2 separate regions of the Homo sapiens genome follow, and region 1 is linked to region 2. Evidence: chromatin loops called from intact Hi-C (ENCODE). Cell type or tissue: chondrocyte. All regions are shown on one strand. Each heading gives the region's core, and the rest is flanking DNA. Links, peaks and the distances in the headings are about the cores only.

The links. Hi-C counts contacts between places; a loop is a spot of excess contacts. Peaks named below come from ENCODE experiments on the same cell type or tissue, not always from the same donor. Only the 100,000 strongest peaks of a DNase experiment are listed, where the experiment ranks them.
Region 1: it touches region 2 in a loop (2.0-fold over the local background); 1 of 110 quality-filtered maps calls a loop at or near these places.

The regions. Positions count from the first base shown.
Region 1 is chr15:56,536,658-56,546,804 of GRCh38, forward strand. The region is part of intron 1 of LOC105370832 (a long non-coding RNA gene); the gene reads right to left. Among named protein-coding and RNA genes, the nearest start is that of MNS1, 77 kb to the left of the region's middle. In chondrocyte, for the core only: no CTCF peak of the experiment used is centred there; a DNase peak (open chromatin) is centred at 4,094.
Region 2 is chr15:56,617,589-56,627,735 of GRCh38, forward strand. No RefSeq gene overlaps it. Among named protein-coding and RNA genes, the nearest start is that of ZNF280D, 110 kb to the right of the region's middle. In chondrocyte, for the core only: no CTCF peak of the experiment used is centred there; no DNase peak of the experiment used is centred there.

The DNA.
Region 1 (10,147 bases), core at 1,698-6,697, 82 kb before region 2:
ATCACAGAATAAAAGAAGCTAGAAAGAAGTCTGGAGACAAAGAGTGCTCTTTAGAGGGATGAAGCAGAAAGGGGACAATGGGACATTCTGTATGTACTTTGCCTGCTTCAAAACTATGTCTTAGAAATTCGGCTAGTAAACAACAAGTCAAAGCCAAGCTAAAGTCAACTAGAGGCAACCCCACTGTCTCTGAACCCACAAGTTGGGACGGGCTAAAGCTTTTAAGACAATTGTTTGTTTCTTCTTTTCTATAAGGGTAGTCCGAATCTGCCTTTCCAGCACATCTTCTGTTACTCCAATCCTGACCTAATGCTGGCCCCTTTTCTTGAATACTCCATGCAATTCTGGGCGTTCGTGACTTAGCTCAGGCTGTTTTCTCTCTTTAAAAACTCTCTGGGCCAGGCATGGTGGTTCATGCCTGTAATCCTAGCATTTTGAGAGGCCAAGGCGGGCGAATCACTTGAGTTCAGAACTTTGAGACCAGCCTGGGCAACATGGCAAAGCCCCATCTCTACCAAAAAAAAAATACAAAAAATTACCAAGGTGCCGTGGTATGTGCCTGTAGTCCCAGCTACTTGGGAGGCTGAGGTGGGAGAATCATCTGAGCCTGGGAAGTCAAGGCCGCAGTGAGCCATGATTGTGCCACTGCACTCCAATGTAGATGTTAGAGTGAGACCCTTTCTCCAAAATAAAAATTAAATTAAAAAAAAATCTCTTTGCCATCCTATTTGAAAATCCCTACATATCTTTTACACCCAAGCTCAAAGATATTCTCTCCTATGACATCTTTCTTGGGCAGGTAAATCAGTTCCTCCATCGTGTTTCCAGGATATGTTTTACACATTTATTGCCTTATATTGGGATTGAGTGTTGCCTTCCCATTAAGATGAACTCCCAGAGAGGAGTGATGGCATTTAATCATCTATGAATCATCAAAGTTTAGTCCACAGTAGGTGCTCCATACATACTTAATTAACAAATGAATGAATGAATAAAGCATTGCAATTTTTAAGGGAAGAAGCAGATGAGGACTTAGCAGGTGAGAAAGTTCCAAACAAAGTGCTAATGAATACTCCAGCCACTTTCTTGCAGAAGTTCATCTTTCACTTCCAGGCATTTGATTCTCAACATTTCTGTCCTTTTCCAAATTAGAGCTGTAACCCAGGTAAGTGTCAAAGCTTAGAAAAACCATGGGAAAAACCTTGGGATCCTGATAAATTTGAAGACAAACTTAAACTTCAGTGAAGTGACAACATTGCCTGCTTAGGTTATTTCTTTATGCATTTAAGAGAGGTTTATCTCTCCAAACCCAGCTGTGGTTTGATCTCACACTTCCTTCACACTTGCTTCAACACCTGTTAACCACAACCATGAGGCTGCCGGGCCTGGCTTCATCTTGCTTTCTGGCTGTTGCTACAATGGTGTAACCGCGGCTCCGCAGCTGCTATGTTGGCAGTCACTCCAGGGGCTGGGGCCTGGCTTCTGCCTTTGGGGAGCTTTAACAGTCACACAGGTCTTGGTGCAATAGATGCTTCCCTTCTTCTGGCTCCCACAGCCTTTTGCTCATCTGTCCTTGCAAAGCCTATCATATTTCACTGTAGTTAGCTCATGTGTATCTATTGCCCTCACTGTGAGGAAAGGACCATGTCCTACTCATTTTTCTCTCACACTTACCAGTGCTGGCACTGGAAGGAAAGAATGAAAACTGAGTGACCACATGAATTAATGAAACATTCTCCTTAAAATTATTTGTTGGAACTTTAAATAAAACACTCATCATCCTATCAGTTATTACACCCCCCCCAAAATGATACTTCTGATTTAGTGTAATTGGTTGCTTTTTCCCTCCCCCTTCACCCTGGAAACAAGTAATCTTTCTTGATTATCAACATCTATTCCCTAATACAAAAATAGAAAAGAAAAACATGGACTTGTTATAAACCTACTGATGGCTTCCTCTCCGAGAGCTACCTTTGTACATCTCTAAATAATATTTAACAATATTTGATTTCCTCAACCTCTCAGATTAGTGTGTCTGAGACATTATGTGGACACTGTGCATACTGCTTATGTATCTGAGCATATCTAATTCCATTAATGGCATGAATATAATGATGCTCCATTTAAAAAATATTACATGCAATTTTTTCATTTGGAGAATGGAATGCTTCTGGCTTTTTGGGGTCTTGAGAATTAAGTATCTCTTTGGAATCTTCAGGAAATTAGGTAAAATACTGAAAGTTTATCATGCATTTTAGAAATAAGGATGCCAGGTTATTCTCCACTTGAATGATCTATTTTGACTCACCTAAATTTAACTCTTCATTTCCAAGTCAGATCAGAGAGTGCTCACGGGCATGGTAAGGTGGGAAGTGAGGGCTTCGGCTCAAACCAGACTTAAGCTTGCTGAGCATCTTGACCACATTAGTAAACTCTTTTCTCTTCAGGTCTGTGAAGCAGGGATAATATTACTGACTGCAGAGGGTTACTGTGAAAATTAAAAGACAACATTGCATGCATAACATTCTTAGCTGTATTTTGTGAAACAGCATTCCCTCTACTGAAGTTAGTATCCTTCCTTTCCTCATTTACTGGTCACCAACAATGCTTCTTTTCCCAACAGGGTGCACTGTAGTGTTGATACGCAAGTATCACTTCCTATAGAACGGGGAAGTTGAGGTGTGTGCATTATACAGTTACACAGTTGAAGCAAATGTTAAGAACAATTCCCCGGTATTTTGATATAACGCACTCTGGGACCTTCTGGTTCTTCTCTAGTGGCGGTGCCTTTATTCAGTCCAGAGACTTCTCCTCTTAGCCTCAGTCTCTGAGATTACTACTTCACCCACACTCCTTTTCTCCTCAACCTCCAGACCTCAGGAGCAGGTTCTTGTCTTTGCTTTTCTTCTCCACATTCCCGCCAGCTCAGCCAGCAGCCTCCCTGGGTTCTCCTCACAGAAAAACCTCCGGTTTTCGTAGTCCAGACTCCACTTCTCTGATCTGAGGCTGTTCCCCGGATCACACCCTGAGTGTCATTCTCCTTAGCTCTTCCCGAGCAAACACTCTTGTCCTCAGAATGTCAGGTTCTCCTTGATAGGGTGTTTCTCTACCTTCTCCAGCTGGGTCATTTACTTAATCCTTTTCTGACCTTTGGTTATCCTAAAGGCACATCTCAGCTTGTCACAGTCACTCTTTTTTACCATTTTAATCCTCTTAGAATCACATGGAAAATCCCTGTCCTTGGCAGGAGTAATAGAGATGAACACAGACAAAGGCCCATTTATAGCTGAACAACACCCTTGACTTTGGAAGTGTTTCTCCTCTTCCTTTACAAAAGCGAAGCACTTCAAGCGCACACTTTTCTTATATCCACTATTTCTACCTGTTTCCCTTCAACTAACAGTAAAGGAGATAGAGGACTTTTAAATTTAAAATCGTTCCTTCCTTCCTTCCCTCCCTCCCTCCCTCCCTTTCTTTCTTTCTTTTTCTTTCTTTCCTTCTCTTTCTTTCTCTCTCTTTCTTTCTTTCGTTTTCTTTCTTTTGACGGTCTCCCTCTGTTGCTGAGGCTGGACTGTACTGCCCTGATCTCGGCTGGCTGCAACCTCCCTGCTTCGGGCTCCCGTGATTCTCCTGCCCCCGCCTGCCGAGTGCCTGGGATTGCAGGCAAGCGCCGCCACGCCTGACTGGTTTTTCTATTTTTGGTGGAGACGGGGTTTCGCCGTATTGGCCGGGCTGGTCTCCAGCTCCTGACCTCCAGTGATCTGCCCGCCTCGGCCTCCGGAGGTGCTGGGATTGCAGACGGAGTCTCGCTCACTCAATGCTCAATGTTGCCCAAGCTGGAGTGCAGTGGCGTGATCTCGGCTAGCTACAACCTCCACCTCCCAGCCGCCTGCCTTGGCCTCCCAAAGTGCTAAGATTACAGCCTCTGCCCGGCTGCCACCCCGTCTAGGAAGTGAGGAGCGTCTCTGCCTGGCCGCCCATCGTCTGGGATGTGATGAGCCCCTCTGCCTGGCCGCCCATCGTCTGGGATGTGAGGAGCACCTCTGCCCGGCCGCCCATCGTCTGGGATGTGAGGAGCGCCTCTGCACGGCCGCCCCGTCTGGGATGTGAGGAGCGCCTCTGCCCAGCCGCCACCCTGCCTGGGAAGTGAGGAGCGCCTCTGCCCGGCCACCCTGTCTGGGAAGTGAGGAGTGCCTCTGCCCGGCAGCTGTGCAATCTTCCAACTGTGAAGTGACATCCTTTCCGCAGGTGTACCCAACAGCTCCGAAGAGACAGCGACCATCGAGAACGGGCCATGATGACAATGGTGGTTTTGTTGAAAAGAAAAGGGGGAAATGTGGGGAAAAGAAAGAGAGATCAGATTGTTACTGTGTCTGTGTAGAAAGAAGTAGACATAGGAGACTCCATTTTGTTCTTTACTAAGAAAAATTCTTCTGCCTTGGGATGCTGTTAATCTATAACCTTACCCCCAACCCCGTGCTCTCTGAAACATGTGCTGTGTCAACTCAGGGTTAAATGGAATAAGGGCGGTACAAGATGTGCTTTGTCAAACAGATGCTTGAAGGCAGCATGCTCGTTAAGAGTCATCACCACTCCCTAATCTCAAGTACCCAGGGACACAAAAATTGCGGAAGGCCGCAGGGACCTCTGCCTAGGAAAACCAGAGACCTTTGTTCATGTGTTTATCTGCTGACTTTCTCTCCACTATTATCCTATGACCCTGCCACATCCCCCACTCTAAGAAACACCCAAGAATGATAAATTTTAAATATTTATTTTTCCTCTTTTAAAAAAGATCAAAAATGTTCACTCTGATGGTAGTTTCTTCTGCTGTGCAGAAGCTCTGCACAGCAGAAGAAACTACCATCAGAGTGAACAGGCAACCTACAGAATGGGAGAAAATTTTTGCAACCTACTCATCTGACAAAGGGCTAATATCCAGAATCTACAAAGAACTCAAACAAATTTACAAGAAAAAAAAACAAACAACCCCATCAAAAAGTGGGTGAAGGATATGAACAGACACTTCTCAAAAGAAGACATTTATGCAGCCAAAAAACACATTAAAAAGTGCTCATCATCACTGGCCATCAGAGAAATGCAAATCAAAACCACAATGAGATACCATCTCACACCAGTTAGAATGGCAATCATTAAAAAGTCAGGAAACAACAGGTGCTGGAGAGGATGTGGAGAAACAGGAACACTTTTACACTGTTGGTGGGACTATAAACTAGTTAAACCATTGTGGAAGTCAGTGTGGCGATTCCTCAGGGATCTAGAACTAGAAATACCATTTGACCCAGCCATCCCATTACTGGGTATATACCCAAAGGATTATAAATCATGCTGCTATAAAGACACATGCACACGTATGTTTATTGCAGCACTATTCACAATAGCAAAGACTTGGAACCAACCCAAATGTCCGACAATGATAGACTGGATTAAGAAAATGTGGCACACATACACCATGGAATACTATGCAGCCATAAAAAAGGATGAGTTCATGTCCTTTTTAGGCACATGGATGAAGCTGGAAACCATCATTCTCAGCAAACTATCGCAAGGACAGAAAACCAAACACCACATGTTCTCACTCATAGGTGGGAATTGAACGATGAGAACACATGGACACAGGAAGGGGAACATAACACACCGGGGCCTGTTGTGGGGTGGGAGGAGGGGGGAGGGATAGCATTAGGAGATATACCTAATGCTAAATAATGAGTTAATGGGTGTAGCACACCGACATGGCACATATATACATATGTAACAAACCTGCACATTGTGCACATGTACCCTAAAACTTAAAGTATAATAATAATAAAATTAAAAAAATAATAATTTAATAACATGATTTGAACTTAAAAAAAGATCAAAAATGTAAAAAATACAAAAAGAAAATTTATTACCTAATCCCATAAACCAGACCTAAACATTGCTAATGATCTTGTTTCATATATATATATATCTACTTATCTATATCTATATCCATATCCATGCTGCAAAAATCTCCATACAAATTTGTTTTTAAAAATCTTTAAGCAACCCAAATTGTCCTGGCTATGTTTATTAAGTTTGGCACATGATCTCCTTGTCAAAATGATTTTTTAGTTTTCTTTAAATAATGTGACAATGTACTTACAGTAGTTGATTAATACATCTCTTATTCATAATTAAACTAGGATTATTTGACTTAATGGCTTTAATTTTGATAAAAGTGCAACATCGATGCAGGTTTATAATAAATGCAAATTCTACTATTAGAAAGTACTTAACAAGAGTCCATTCTTGCCATTCATACTATTTATTTTTGAAGCATTTATACCTTAACTGACTCAGATTCATCAGTGATTCAGAAAGCAGCAAATTGTGTCCTTTATTGTCTCTTCAAGTTCTCTTCTCTCTCTCTCGTGGCTCTTTTATTGACAACCTACTGATGAGAATGGTGCACCTGAGCTACCTTCATTCTCTGATCCCCCTTTAACCCTGCACACTCGGGATTCCTCTCACACTTCTCTACTGGTACTAGGCTCTTGTATTTGCTAGGTAGAGGCTCAGCTAATTCTAATGGGGACCTTCAAATAATATCTAGAGCTCATATGGTAATCTGTAACATTAGGGACCCAGGTTCCTTCTACTCATCGTTTCATCCCTGTCCACATGATCTAAATGGCTCCTCACCATTTCCCAAGAGGCTCCTCACCATTTCCATGATCTAAATGGCTCCTCACCATTTCCCAAGAGGGAAAGGAAAGAGGAGGGCATCCCATCCCTATAATACAGCTGTCATTCATTTGTCCATAAGCTGTGATCATCAGATATATTGCTTCATTGTTATTTTGAACAATGTATTATATCCGTTAATATGAAAAATAAAATATTTTATGTTACTTACACTTCTTTCCTGATGCTCCCTGTTGCTTATGCAGACCCAAGTTTCTGACCTACACCATTTTCCTCCTCTCTGAAGAACTTCTTGTAATCCTTCTTTGCAAGGTAGGTCTACATCAATTCTTTTTTCTGATAAAGTCTTTATTTTTCCTTCACTTTTGGAGGATAATTTCACTGGGTACAAACTTCTAGGTAGATTTTTTTTTCCTTTCAATTCTTTAAATATTTCACCACATGCTTTTCTTGCTTGCATGGTTTCTGAAAAGAAATCCAATGTCATTTTTATTTTTGTTCCTCTGTAGGTAAAGTGTATTTCCCTCCCCTGGCTTCTTTCTAGATTTTCTCTTTGTCTTTAGTTTTCTGCAGTTTGATTATTATGTGGAGGTGTGCATTTTTGGTATTTACCCTACTCAGTGTTATCCTAGCTTTCTAGATCTGTGGTTTTGAAAATGTTGAAAAATTTTCAGCCATCATTACTTCAAATATTTCTTCTGTTCCTTTCTCTTTCTTCTCCTTTTGGCAACCCTGTTACATATAGTTACACCCTTTGTAATTGTCTTATAGTTCTTGGGTATTCTGTTCCATTTTTAAAAATTCTTTTTTCTCTTTGCTTTTTGGTTTAGAAAATTTTTATTGACATATCTTCAGGCTCAATGATTCTTTCCTCTACTGTATCTAGTCTACTGGCACTCTTCATTTCTGTTACAAGTGGTTTCTTTCCTGGCATTTCCTTTTATTCTTTCTTAGCATTTCCAACTCTCTGCTTATATAACTCATCCATTCTTTCTTGTTGTCCACTTTTTCATTAGACCTCTTAGCACCTTAGCATATTAATCATGGTTATTTTTAATGTTCTGATACTTTCAAAATCTACTGTGTCTGAATATGGTTTGCTTGTCTCTTCAGACTATGGGGGTTTTTTTGTTTGTTTTTTGCCTTTAGCATGCTTTGTAACTTTTTGTTGAAAGCCAAACATACTGTATCAAGTAAATGGTACTGTGGTAAACAGACCTTTCATGTGAGGCTTTATGTTTATCTGATTAGTATATAGACTGTGTTTACTATTGCTATTGTAGTAGGTGTGAAAGAATAAAATTTCCCCTAGTGTCCTTGTTTTTCTCTGTTGTCTTCGGGTTTCCCTAGAGACTCCTTCTCAAATAGTGTCTGAGTCTTATAGTTTCTTTCTCCCACATCAAAGCCTTGAGGAGGCTGAAGTTGGGTATTTTCCTTCTCCAGAGTCAGTTAGAGTCTAGTAAAACTCAAACAAGCTAGATACTATTAAAATAGATCCCTTGAGAACAAGCCTTTGTTAAGGAGAACAGAATGCTCTATGTGTATTTCAAAATGATTATTCCCCGTCTTTATCTCCCCTACCAGAGCATGAGGGGATTTTTCTCTGTTCTTTACCCTGAAAACCTTATGGGACTCCTAGAGGTAAAACTGATGATCCCTAAAGCTGGATCTCCAGGAAGTGTTCTCTCAAACTAGTCCAAGGCTCAATATCCAACAGTTAGTCCATTATCTATAGTATTGTCTCCAGTAGCAACTTCTGTTCCCAGTATGCTGTGATACTCTGTATTTACCTGTCTCTGCCATTTCAGGGGCAGCAGTTTGCCCTGTGGCCTCAATTACCTGATGGATCTAAGAAGAGCTGTTGATTTTCAATTTGTTCAGCTTTCTTCTTATTGTGAGGATGGAAGTGATAACTTCCAAGCTTTACACATGTTGGACCAGAAACCAAAAATCTTGAGCATTTTTCACATGCTTATTAGTCATTTGTATGTCTTCTTTGATAAAATATCTATTAAAATCATTTAGTCATTTTGTGTTGTGTTGTCTTTTTTTTTTTTTTTCAGATGGAGTTTCACTCTGTTGCCCAGGCTGGATTGCAGTGGCGTGATCTTGGCTCACTGCCGCCTCTGCCTCCCAGGTTCAAGAGATTCTCCTGCCTAAGCCTCCCCAAGTAGCTGTGACTATAAGTGTGTGCCACCATGCCCGGCTAATTTTTTTTTGTATTTTTAGTAGAGATGGGGTTTCACCATGTTGGCCAGGCTGGTCTCGAACGCCTGACCTCAGGGGACCCGCCCACCTCAGCCTCCCAAAGTGCTGGGATTACAGACGTGAGCCACCATGCCCAGTGTGTTGTCTTATTGAGTTGTAGGTTTTCTTTATATATTCTGAATATGTGTCAATTTTTAGATACATCATTTGCATGTATTTTTCCCAGCCTGTGGTTTGTCTTACCATTTTTAAAAAGGAAAAGTTTTTAATAGTGGTGAAGTCCAAGTTATTATTTTAAAAATGGATTGTGCTTTTAGTGTCATATCTAATGAATATTTGACTAACCTAAGGTTACAAAATTTTTTACCTATGTTTTCCTCTAAAAGTTTATAGTTGTAGTTTTACACCTAGGTCTATGTTTCATTTAGAGCTAATTTTTGTCTATTGTGTGAGGTAAGGGCCTATGTTCCTTTAGATAAATTGATAGATACATACATAGATGTAATTATTCCAGCTTTTTTTTAAAAAAAAAAAAAAGATTGTTCTTCCCCTACATTGAATTGCTTTGGAATCTTTGTCAAAAATCAACTGACCATATATATATATGTGCATTTATTTCTGAATTCTGTTGTTTTCACATTAATTTATATATCTATCTTTATGCCAAAGCCACACTGTGTTAATTTCTGGAATTTTATAGTAAGTTTTGAAACCAGGTAGTGTAGTCCTCCAGTCTTTTTCTTTGGAATTCTTTTAAACTATTTTAGGTGTTTTTTAATCTAGATTTTAATCTAAATTTTAGGATATGTCTGTCAACATCTACAGAAAACCTACTGGGATTTTGATAAGAATTTTATAGACTTGATTGTTTAATTTGGGGAGTACTGTCATCTTAATATTAACTCTTTCAATCCACGAACACATATATCGCTATTTATTTAGGTCTTTAATTTCTCTCAATAATGTTTTATAGTTTTTAGTATAAAGGTCTTATCCTTGTTTCATTAACTTTATTCCTAAGTATTTTATTCTTTTGAATATTACTACTGTGAAACAATACGTTTTATTAATTTTATTATTGGATTGCTATATTAATCTTGTATTCTGTGACCTTGCTAACCTTACTTCTTAGTTCTTGTAAGTATCTTTGCTTTGCTTTGTTTTTAACTAGATTCCCTGGAGCTCTTGCAGGGTGGAGGGGAAGGAGAATCAGCATTCTCCCTGGGAGAAAGTCCCTATCTATCCCATA
Region 2 (10,147 bases), core at 2,715-7,714:
TTACAATATCATAATTTGAAAATGCATTTAATATACCTAACCTACCGAACATCATAGCTTAGCTTAGCCTACTTTAAACATGCTCAAAATGCTTATATGAGCCTAAAGTTGGGAAAAATCATCTAACATTTGTTTTATAATAAAGTGTTAAATATCTCATGTAATTTATTGAATACTGTATTGAAAATGAAAAACAGAATGGTTGTATGGGTACTCACAAGTATGGTTTATGCTGAATGTGTATTTTTTTGCACCATTGTAAAGTTGAAAAATACTAAGTCAAACCATCATAAGTCGAGTACTGTCTGTATATAACTCCAAAACCAGTAGAATATTAAAATAAGATGAGAAAAATGATACTTTGAAAGAGAGCAAGAAAGAAAATAAAAATAGAATGCAGAATAAACAGAATGTTCACAATTTATCATTACCATAAACATAGTGGACTAAATACTGTAATTAAAAGACAAAGATTATCTGATTGTATTTTTAAATTGTATGTATATACTACAGAAAGGTTGAAAGTATAGTAGTGGAAAATATATATCATGCAAATACTAACCAAAGAAAGCTTGTATGGCTGTCTCAAACAACATAAACGTTATGCATGGTCACTATTAATAAGGCTCAATTCACCAGAAAAATAACTTTTCTGCATACAATGTAATCTCAAATTAAAACAAAAGTTCATGAAATCACAGCTATAAATGGACAAATCTACCACCACAGTGAGGAATTTTAAAACATTTCTCTCAGTAACTGATAGATCAAGGAGAGAAAGAAAAATCTGTAAGGCCATAGAAAATTTAAATACAGGTAAATAATTTGTTCTCAGATATATACCTTCTGTCCACACGGCTTCTTTTGGCATTTCTTGTAGTGCAGGTCTGTGCCAAAAAATTCTGAAAAAGTATTTGACTTTTTTAAATTAAAAAAAAAAGTTTTTTTAAGGGGCAAGATATTGCTGTGTTACCCATCCTGGAGTGCAGTGGCTCTCCACAGACATGATCATAGCTCTTTACAGCTTCGAACTGATTGCTTTAAGCAATCATCCCACCTCAGCCTCCCGAGTAACTGCACCTTTGTTTTTGAAAGACATTTTTGCTGGGAATACAATTCTAGGTTAACAGTTTTTTTCTCTCAGTACTTTTAAGGAAATCTGATGACATCCTTAACTTTTTTCCTCAAAATGTACACGTCTTTTTTTATCTGATTGCTTTTAAGATTTTATTACTTGTTTTGAGCAATTTATGTTGCCTTTGTATAGTTTTCTTCATGTGTCTTGTGCTTGGGGTTCATTGAGCTTCTTGGATCTGTGAGTTGATCGTTTTCAGGTTTGGAAAATATCATAATTCTTGAAGGTGTCCACTGATGCTTTTTTCTTTTCCTTTTTTAAATAAATTTTTAAATTTCTTTTTTCCTCTGTGTTTCATCTTGGATAATTTCTATTTCTATGTCTTCAAATTCACTGATCTTTTCTTCTGCTATATCTAATCTGCCATTAATCTCATCAGCATAATTTTTATCCCAGACATTGTAGTTCTCATCCCTGAAAGTTCAATTTGGGTCTTCTAAAAATAATTTCTTACCTTTTTTTTTTTTTTTTTTTTGGAGACAGGGTCTTACTCTATCAGCCAACCTGGAATGCAGCAGTACGATCATGGCTCACTGCAACCTTGACCTCTCAGGCTCAAGCAATCCTCCCACCTCAGCCTCCCAAATAGCTGAGACTACAGGTGCACACCACCAAGCCAGGCTTTTTCTTTTTTTTTTTTTTTTTTTTTTTTTTTTGGAGCGATGGGGTCTCACCATGGTGGGCAGGCTCGTCTTGAACTCCTGGGCTCAAGTGATCCTCCCTCACTGGCTTCCCAAAGTGCTGGGATTATGGGTGTGAGCCACTGTGCCTGGCCAGCTTCTTAACTTTTGGAAGATACAGCAGTTATATTAATTATTCTAATGTTCCCCCCTGCTAATTCTGATATCTGTTCGTTCTGACTGGCGATTTTCCTCATTATGGTAATGTTTTCCTGCCTCTGTGTAGGCCTGCTAATCTTTGATTGGATGCCAGATATGGTTAATTTTACCTTTGTGGATATTCAATATTTTTATATTTCTGTATACCTTGAGTTTTATTCTGGGACACAGTACATTTACTTAGAAATTACTTGATCTTTGCAGATTTGTTTTTAGCATTTGTTTTCTGGGTACAGGGCAGTACTCAGTCTAGGGTTAATTATTCCCATACTACTGAGGCAAACCTTCTTCAGTTCTCCACCCATGCCCCATAAATTATAAGGTTTTCATTCTGGCTTGTGGGAATGCACTGTTTCTCGTCCTGTTTAAAGTGCCAAGCATTGTTCCTCCTACACCTCTGATTATTCTTTTCCCAGCCTTTGGTAGTTTCCTGACACACAACATAGTACTCTGCTGAATACTGCAAATCTCTCCATGCAGCTCTCTCCTCTCTGTAACTTGGTCCTAAGAACTCTCACTTCCTGAGTCTCTCTGTGCCCTCAGTTCTTCCTCCTCAACTCAAGGTCTCTCTTCACTTTGCCTCAGTTCCTATTTCCTGTGCTATGACTCGGAAACTCAAAGCAGTAAGCTAAGGTAATCATAGAGCTCACTTCATTTGTTTTCTGTCTCTCATGGATCACTGTCCTTCATTCCTGCTGTTACTAACTTTAACACCATTGTTTCATGTTGTTTTTTGTTTCAAGTGGGAGGGTAAATCCAGCCCTTATTACTCCAAATTGGCGAGAAGTGAAAGTCCTAAAACTATTTTTAAAGTTATGCAATAAGATGATTTTTGAAAAATCTCTACAGGGACTAATGGTAAAATTACTATGCCAGAGGATAGCTTGCATTAGTAAAAGATAGGAACTGCTGAGATAGATCAAAAAGGTTAGAAAATCTGAGATGGGTCCTTAGGCACTGGCATGAAAAATTTTAGAATGAATGAGAAATACATTTTTCTTGCTTTTACTTACTGAGATTTGGAGGATTATTACAATGTCATTCTAACCTATCCTGACTGATAGACTTAATCTGCTATCAATCTAAGGCTCAATTCACCGGAAAAAAATAAGGTTCAATTCACCAGAAAAATAAACTAAACTTGTCTGTGTATAATCTCAAAACAAAAGTTCTTGAAATCGCAGCTATAAACATTTGAATCTGTTGACAAGGTTCTCATTCATTCTAAAAGTCCAGTGATTTTTCTGTTCATTATAGTAACTCAGATGACAGAGCAACCATCTCAAACATCACCAGCAAACAAATCAGAGGAGAGACAAAAATCTAGAGGGTCTCAAATCAGTAATTTAACGCTTCAGTTTAGAAGTGACATGTCGTATTTGCCCACAGGTCACAATCCAAAACCAGACAGATGGTCCCACTCAACCATGAGGAAAGTGTAATCCTGCTCTGTCTGGTTCTCTAGGGAGAACCACTATATGGCAGATAACCCTATGACTACAGCCAAAACATTATCTCTTCTAAAGAGAGATAACTCCAAAGTCCCATTGCCATCAAATGGCATCAAAAGTGGCACTGAAAGTCCTATTGTCATCGATGGCATCAAACTCAAAATCCACTATCTCCTTCTAGTCTCTAAATCAGTAGATGGTGTGCCCTAGTCTCCTCTTGATCTGTTAATCAATGATCTAAAAAGTTGTTCATACCCTACACATACAAGATTGAAAAAGAGATAGAAAAACTGTAATAAACACTTCTATTCAGAAAGGGAAAGATGGGAGACATAAAAGCAGTTAGTGGGCCAAAGCAATTCTCTGCTATGATTTCCTCTACAATGGGGGTGCACAAATTCCTGATTCAAGCCTGATTCTGTTCCTCGGGAGGTGATCCCCAATTTATTGGTGTCCAAGGCTCTTGATCCTATCATCCAGGAGGTCCTATCTCTTACCTTTATCCTTCTTGGCCACCTTTGAGGCAGGCATTAAGGAATATGTCCTATTTGGGGCCCAGGGAGCTTTCTCACTCTGCCGCTTCCTATAGAAAGTTGGGGGCCCACAGGTCTCAAACAGTCATAAACTTTTAATCCAGGCCCATGGTTCCTTTAATGGTACAATTCTCTCAAAAAGTTTGTTTTTTGTTTATATGATTTGAGTCAGCAATGAGCCAAGAGGCACACCACAATTTTTAAAGATAGGTCTCCCCCAGCTCCTCCCACACTTGACTGGAGTACCTTGAGACCATCAGGCATTGGTGGAAGTCTGACCCTTTAGTACCTGCTTCCTAAGCCATTTTGTCTAACTGAAAAGATATATGGGTCATTAGCATTTCCCAATTCCTGACATACTAATATTTGGGATATAAGAATGAGGAATCAAAATTTCTGAAAATTCTCAGGAATTCCTAAATTATACAGAATCAGCATTCTGTAGTTTTCATAACATTATACTTAATGTATTTTTAAATAATTGTAACCTTAATAAATATGGAATAATTTTTCTGTAGTAGTTATACTAAATGTTTCAGAAATTTTTTGCTGAAAAAATTAAAATGTGGTTTATTACTATGAGCCAATATCCTGTGACAAGATGATATATTTTAATATCATTATTTCTACCTGATATATTGACAACAGAAATGAAGGAAACAGTAACATAAATGTGAAATAAAAAATCATTTTAAAAACTGGAAGACTACAAATATTTGTTTAAAAGTTATTCCCAAAAGAAAAATTTAAAGCACATAAAGCATTAATTGTCCTACACAATAGTCTTTATCTTTATTTGGTTATGAATGTTTCAGATATAAAAATTTATTTTATTTCGCATTGATATGAGTCAAGTTCAAAAACCATGACTGGCCTCTTACTTTTTTTAATGATGAAAGTACTTTGTCTGCCCTGATTTTGATCTTGCTGTTGAAACTGATACTGCTTTTGTTAATTTAGAGTTTAGATCCATTTCTGATTTCTTTTTAAAATGTTCCATAACATTCACGTCTTCTTTTCTTTGCATTTCTTGTTGAAAGTATTTGCAAAGAACAGTAGAACACTGGGAAGTGCCAACAAATTGATTTGGTAGTATTTGAAATACGTAACATTTGGCTCTTTTGGCAAGGTTAAAGCATTACACAGAAGCACTGTCAAAATTGCCAATTTAAGGGCTTATTTTGCTCCTACATTGTGCTATTTCTTGGAACACCATTGATAGGATTCGTATAAAGTATACTATCTACATAAACCTATAGATATTTATTATATTTACAAGAATGACTAACTCTCAGCAGCAGATGGGGCATGAACACATACTTACAACATGGCAATGGCTACAAGTAAGACCAAGTGATTCGATTGTGACCACTTTCCTTCTAAGTGCTCCTGTTCTGGTTCCGGGAAATGTTGACCTTACCCTTGAACTCCACATGTCAGCATTCCCTGCTCTTGCTTTTGAGCTTGACTTCAATGAATTCCTTCAAAGGATAATGGCTCTAAGTTGATTACTAAGCTTTAATTCTAACAGGAGAGTTACAATACTTTTCTCTGTCTCAACAATTTCTTGACTGATTTGTCTTGAAATTCAGAAAATACATAAATTTCCCAAAATATGCTGTTAGGAGTTCTCATATAGAAACACTATGGGACCTCTCTTTAATCTAGTTAAAAGTTTTAGTCCGGGTGCGGTGGCTCACGCCTGTAATTCCAGCACTTTGGGAGGCCGAGGTGGGATCACGAGGTCAGGAGATTGAGACCATCCTGGCGAACACTGCAAAACCCCGTCTCTACTAAAAATACAAAAACGTTAGCTGGGCGTGGTGGCGCGCCTGTAGTCCCAGCTACTCGGGAGGCTGAGGCAGGAGAATGGCACGAACCCGGGTGGCGGAGCTTGCAGTGAGTGGAGATTGCGCCACTGCACTCCAGCCTGGGCAACAGAGTGAGACTCCGTCTCAAAAAACAAAAAAATAAAAGTTTTAACAAGTACTGTAATGACCATATTCTTTATTTAATTAAATTCTGTTGCTTAAAGGCCTTCTTTTAATGGTTGGAGGTAAGAAGTTGTTGCCTCTCCAGCCTTGCATATATCTGAATTTCTAGAGTTCCTGTGTTCTCTTTTGTTCTCATTTGCAATCCTACCTTTTCTCGTTTCTCAGCTGAGTTAATTTCTTTCTTAAAATACATTGTCAGGCCGGGCATGGTGGCTCATACCTGCAATCCCAGCACTTTGGGAGGCCAAGGCGAGTGGATCACCTGAGGTCAGGAGTTTGAGAGCAGCCTGGCTAACATGGTGAAACCCCATCTCTACTAAAAATACAAAAAAAAAAAAAAAATGAGCTGGGCATGGTAATGGATACCTGTAGTCCCAGCTACTCAGGAGGCTGGGGCAGGAGAATCACTTGAACCTAGGAGGCAGAGGTTGCAGTGAGCCGAGATCACGCCACTGCACTCCAGCCTGAGCGACAGAGCAAGACTCCATCTAAAAAAAAAAAAAATCTTGTCAAATGCAGCTAATACAGTAATCAAAACATGCTGTTAACATTCTGTTATCCGAAGTCTTCTGATAGAGATACAAGTTTATTAAGAATATTGTATGTCTTCCAAGTATTACAGGCAATAGTTTACCAAATCTCGCACATCAGAATATGGATCACCTCATGGAGCCACACCATCTGTCACCTAAGCCACTGTAATAGTTTAAGTTTGTTTTTTTTTCATGGTAGCACTCCACTTCCACGATTCATGACTGTATTGATCAAGATAGGCCAGGTTATGTTGCAGAAACAGAAATTCCCTAACTATAGAGGCTTAAAACAAAAATACTCATTCTCTCTCATGTGCCCATCTGAATAAACAGGGAGGCTCTGTTCATAGTAGTCCCTCAGTAACCCAGCCTGATGGAGCAATCACCATCTCAAATATGACAAAGCACTACGACAAACGAAAAAAATTCTAAAAAGTTTCACATCAACAATTATATGCTCCAAACCAGAAGCCACTTTCACTCACAATGCACTGGCCAGGAACTAGTTACATGGCCACACATACTAGAAATATTTGGTGAACTGTAGGAATGAAAATCACATTAGGTTTTTAAAAATTAATAAATAAAACTGACTTTGAAGAGGTGAAGAAAAAAAATCTAGATGAAAACATCAAGTCTTAGAAGTTTATGCCAGGACAAGAAGCTTTCCGCTAGTATTGTGGTAAGAGAATTTTCCATTTTTACCTACAAATACTTAAGTATTGTTTTACTATTTTTCTATAAAGAGTATGTTAATATAATAATGGATATTTTGGCTGGGCGTGGTGGCTCACGCCTGTAATCCCAGCACTTTGGAAGCCCAAGGTGGGTGCATTACCTGAGGTCAGGAGTTCAGGACCAGTCTGGCCAATATGGTGAAACCCCATCTCTACTAAAAAATACAAAAATTAGCCAGGCATGGTGGCCGGCACCTGTAATCCCAGCTACTCAGGAGGCTGAGACAGGAGAATTGCTTGAACCTGGGAGGCGGAGGTTGCAGTGAGCCGAGATCGTGCCATTGCACTCTAGCCTGGACGACAAGAGTGAAACTCTGTCTCAAAAAAAAAAAAAAAAAAAAAAAGGCCGGGTGCGGTGGCTCACGCCTGTAATCCTAGCACTTTGGGAGGCCAAGGTGGGTGGATTGCCAGAGCTCAGGAGTTCGAGACCAGCCTGGGCAACACAGTGAAACCCTGTCTCTACTAAAATACAAAAAAATAGCAAGGTGTGGCAGCGTGCACCTGTAGTCCCAGCTACTCAGGAGGCTGAGGCAGAATTGCTATAACCCGGGAGGCAGAAGTTGCAGTGAGCCGAGATCATGCCACTGAACTCTAGCCTGGGCAACAAAGAGAGTCTCTTAAAAAAAATAATATTTTTTGATTAAAAAACTGAATAATCTTCAAAAAATTGCAAATTTGTAATTCTAGAACACGAAATAGTAAGAAATGTGGACCAAGTTTATAAACTAAGTTCCACTGTAATGGTTACAATAATGAAAATTAAAGAATGGTTATAAAGGTATGATATGGACTATATGAAAATATAAAGTAAAAGCTGGCAAACTTTTTCTTAAAGGGCCAGATTGTACATAACTTAGGCTTGTGAGCTACATGGTCTCTGTCTTATATAACTGTGCTGTTGTAGTGCAAAAGTAACAAGAGACAATATGTAATTAAATGGTATGGCTGTTCTAATATTTTGTTTATAAAAATAGGTGGTCAACTGTGGGTCATAGTCTGCTAACCCCTAATATAGAGAATCAAAATTTTTTTAAGGAAGTGGAGGCCGGGCGTGGTGGCTCACGCCTGTAATCCCAGCACTTTGGGAGGCCGAGGCAGGTGGATCACTTGAGATCAGGAGTTCAAAACCAGCCTGGCCAACATGGCAAAACCCCCGTCTCTACCAAAAATACAAAAATTAGCCAGGCGTGGTGGCAGGCACCTGTAATCCCAGCTACTTGGGAGGCTGAGACATGAGAATTGCTTGAACCTGAGGGGCAGAGGTTGCAGTGAGCTGAGATTGCACCACTGCACCCCAGCCTGAGTAAGAGCGAGACTCCATCTCAAGAAAAAAAAAATGTTTTTATGGCACCAGATAAAGATGAAATATTTTAAAAGTTTAAAACTGGCCCAGCATGGTGGCTCATGCCTGTAATCCCAGCACTTTGGGAAGCCGAGGCAGGTGGGTCACCTGAGGTTGGGAGTTTGAGACCAGCCTGACCAACATAGAGAAACCCAGTCTCTACTAAAACTACAAAATTAGCCAGGCATGGTGGCACATGCCTGTAATCCCAGCTACTCAGGAGGCTGAGGCAGGAGAATTGCTTGAACCTGGGAGGCGGGGGTTGCGGTGAGCCGAGATCATGCCATTGCACTCCAGTCTGGGCAACAAGAGCAAAAACTCAATCTCAAAAAATAAAAAAGTTTAACAGCATACTTTATACTTCTCCAAATCTCCACAAACAGCATGCTTTACTTTAATATTTCGGGGAGAAAAGTCATTTTAAGAAAGATGTTGGAGTGAATCAGCAATACAGTCAATTTTTCTATTCTGTTTTTGGTAAAGTCTAATGATCCTAGATGTACCTGGGGCATTTTCCAGAAACCAAAATCCAAGGTAACTTCTGTGATCAACTATCTTTCAAGCCATTAACTTCTGCAGCTACAGCATCCCTTAAAGTGTGGCCCAATAATCTTCATAATAATGGCACACTGTGCCATCAATGAAGACCAAATTATGTGTAATATATTTTTTAAAAATAAAGGCAATTTTACGGTACTTTTAACAAGCAATTAAAAGTTAGCAAGAGCTAATTATAAAAGTAATTTCACCCAACATATCTCATTTCTTAAAGATGTTATAGTTGTTGCTACAGATGTGTTTAGTTCCTCACAAATGATCTGAGTGTATCTTTTAATTTGAAGCTTTCAAGTTGAAAATTAAATATTGTCATGGCTTTCAAAAATCTATTCATTTTGTCTACGTTGATCTGCAGATGTGCATCAGTCAAAAAATAGTTATGCATCGCTTAATGACAGGGATCTATTCTGAGAAGTGCATTGTTAGGCGATTTCAGCGTTGTGTGAACATCATGGAGTGGTCTTACACAAACCTAGATGGTATTGCCTACTATACACCTAGACTATATGTCATAGTCTGTTGCTCCTAGGTTGCGAACCTGGGCAGCATGTTACTGTACTAAATACTGTAAGCAAGTATAACACGATGGTGTTTATCTAAACATAGAAAATGCACAATAAAAACATAGTATAAAGATAAAAATTGTACACCTATGAGTACTTACTATCAATGGAGCTTTCAGGTCTGGAAGTTGCTCTGGATGAGTCAGTGAATGGTGACTGTGAAGGCCTAGGACATTACTGTACACTTGGGCTAAATTTAAAAATGTTTTTCTTCAATAATAAACCCTAGCATACAATAACTTTTTTACTTTATATATTTAAAATTTTTTTACTTGACTCCTGACACAGGGTCTTGCTCTGTCCTTCAGGCTGGAGTACAGTGGCTTGATCATGGCTCACTGCAGCCTTGAACTCCCAGGCTCAAGTGATCCTCCCACCTCAGCCTCCTGGATAGCTGGGACCACAGGCAAGTGCTACCATGCCTAACTAATTTTTTTTTATTATTTTTTGCAGAGACGCAGT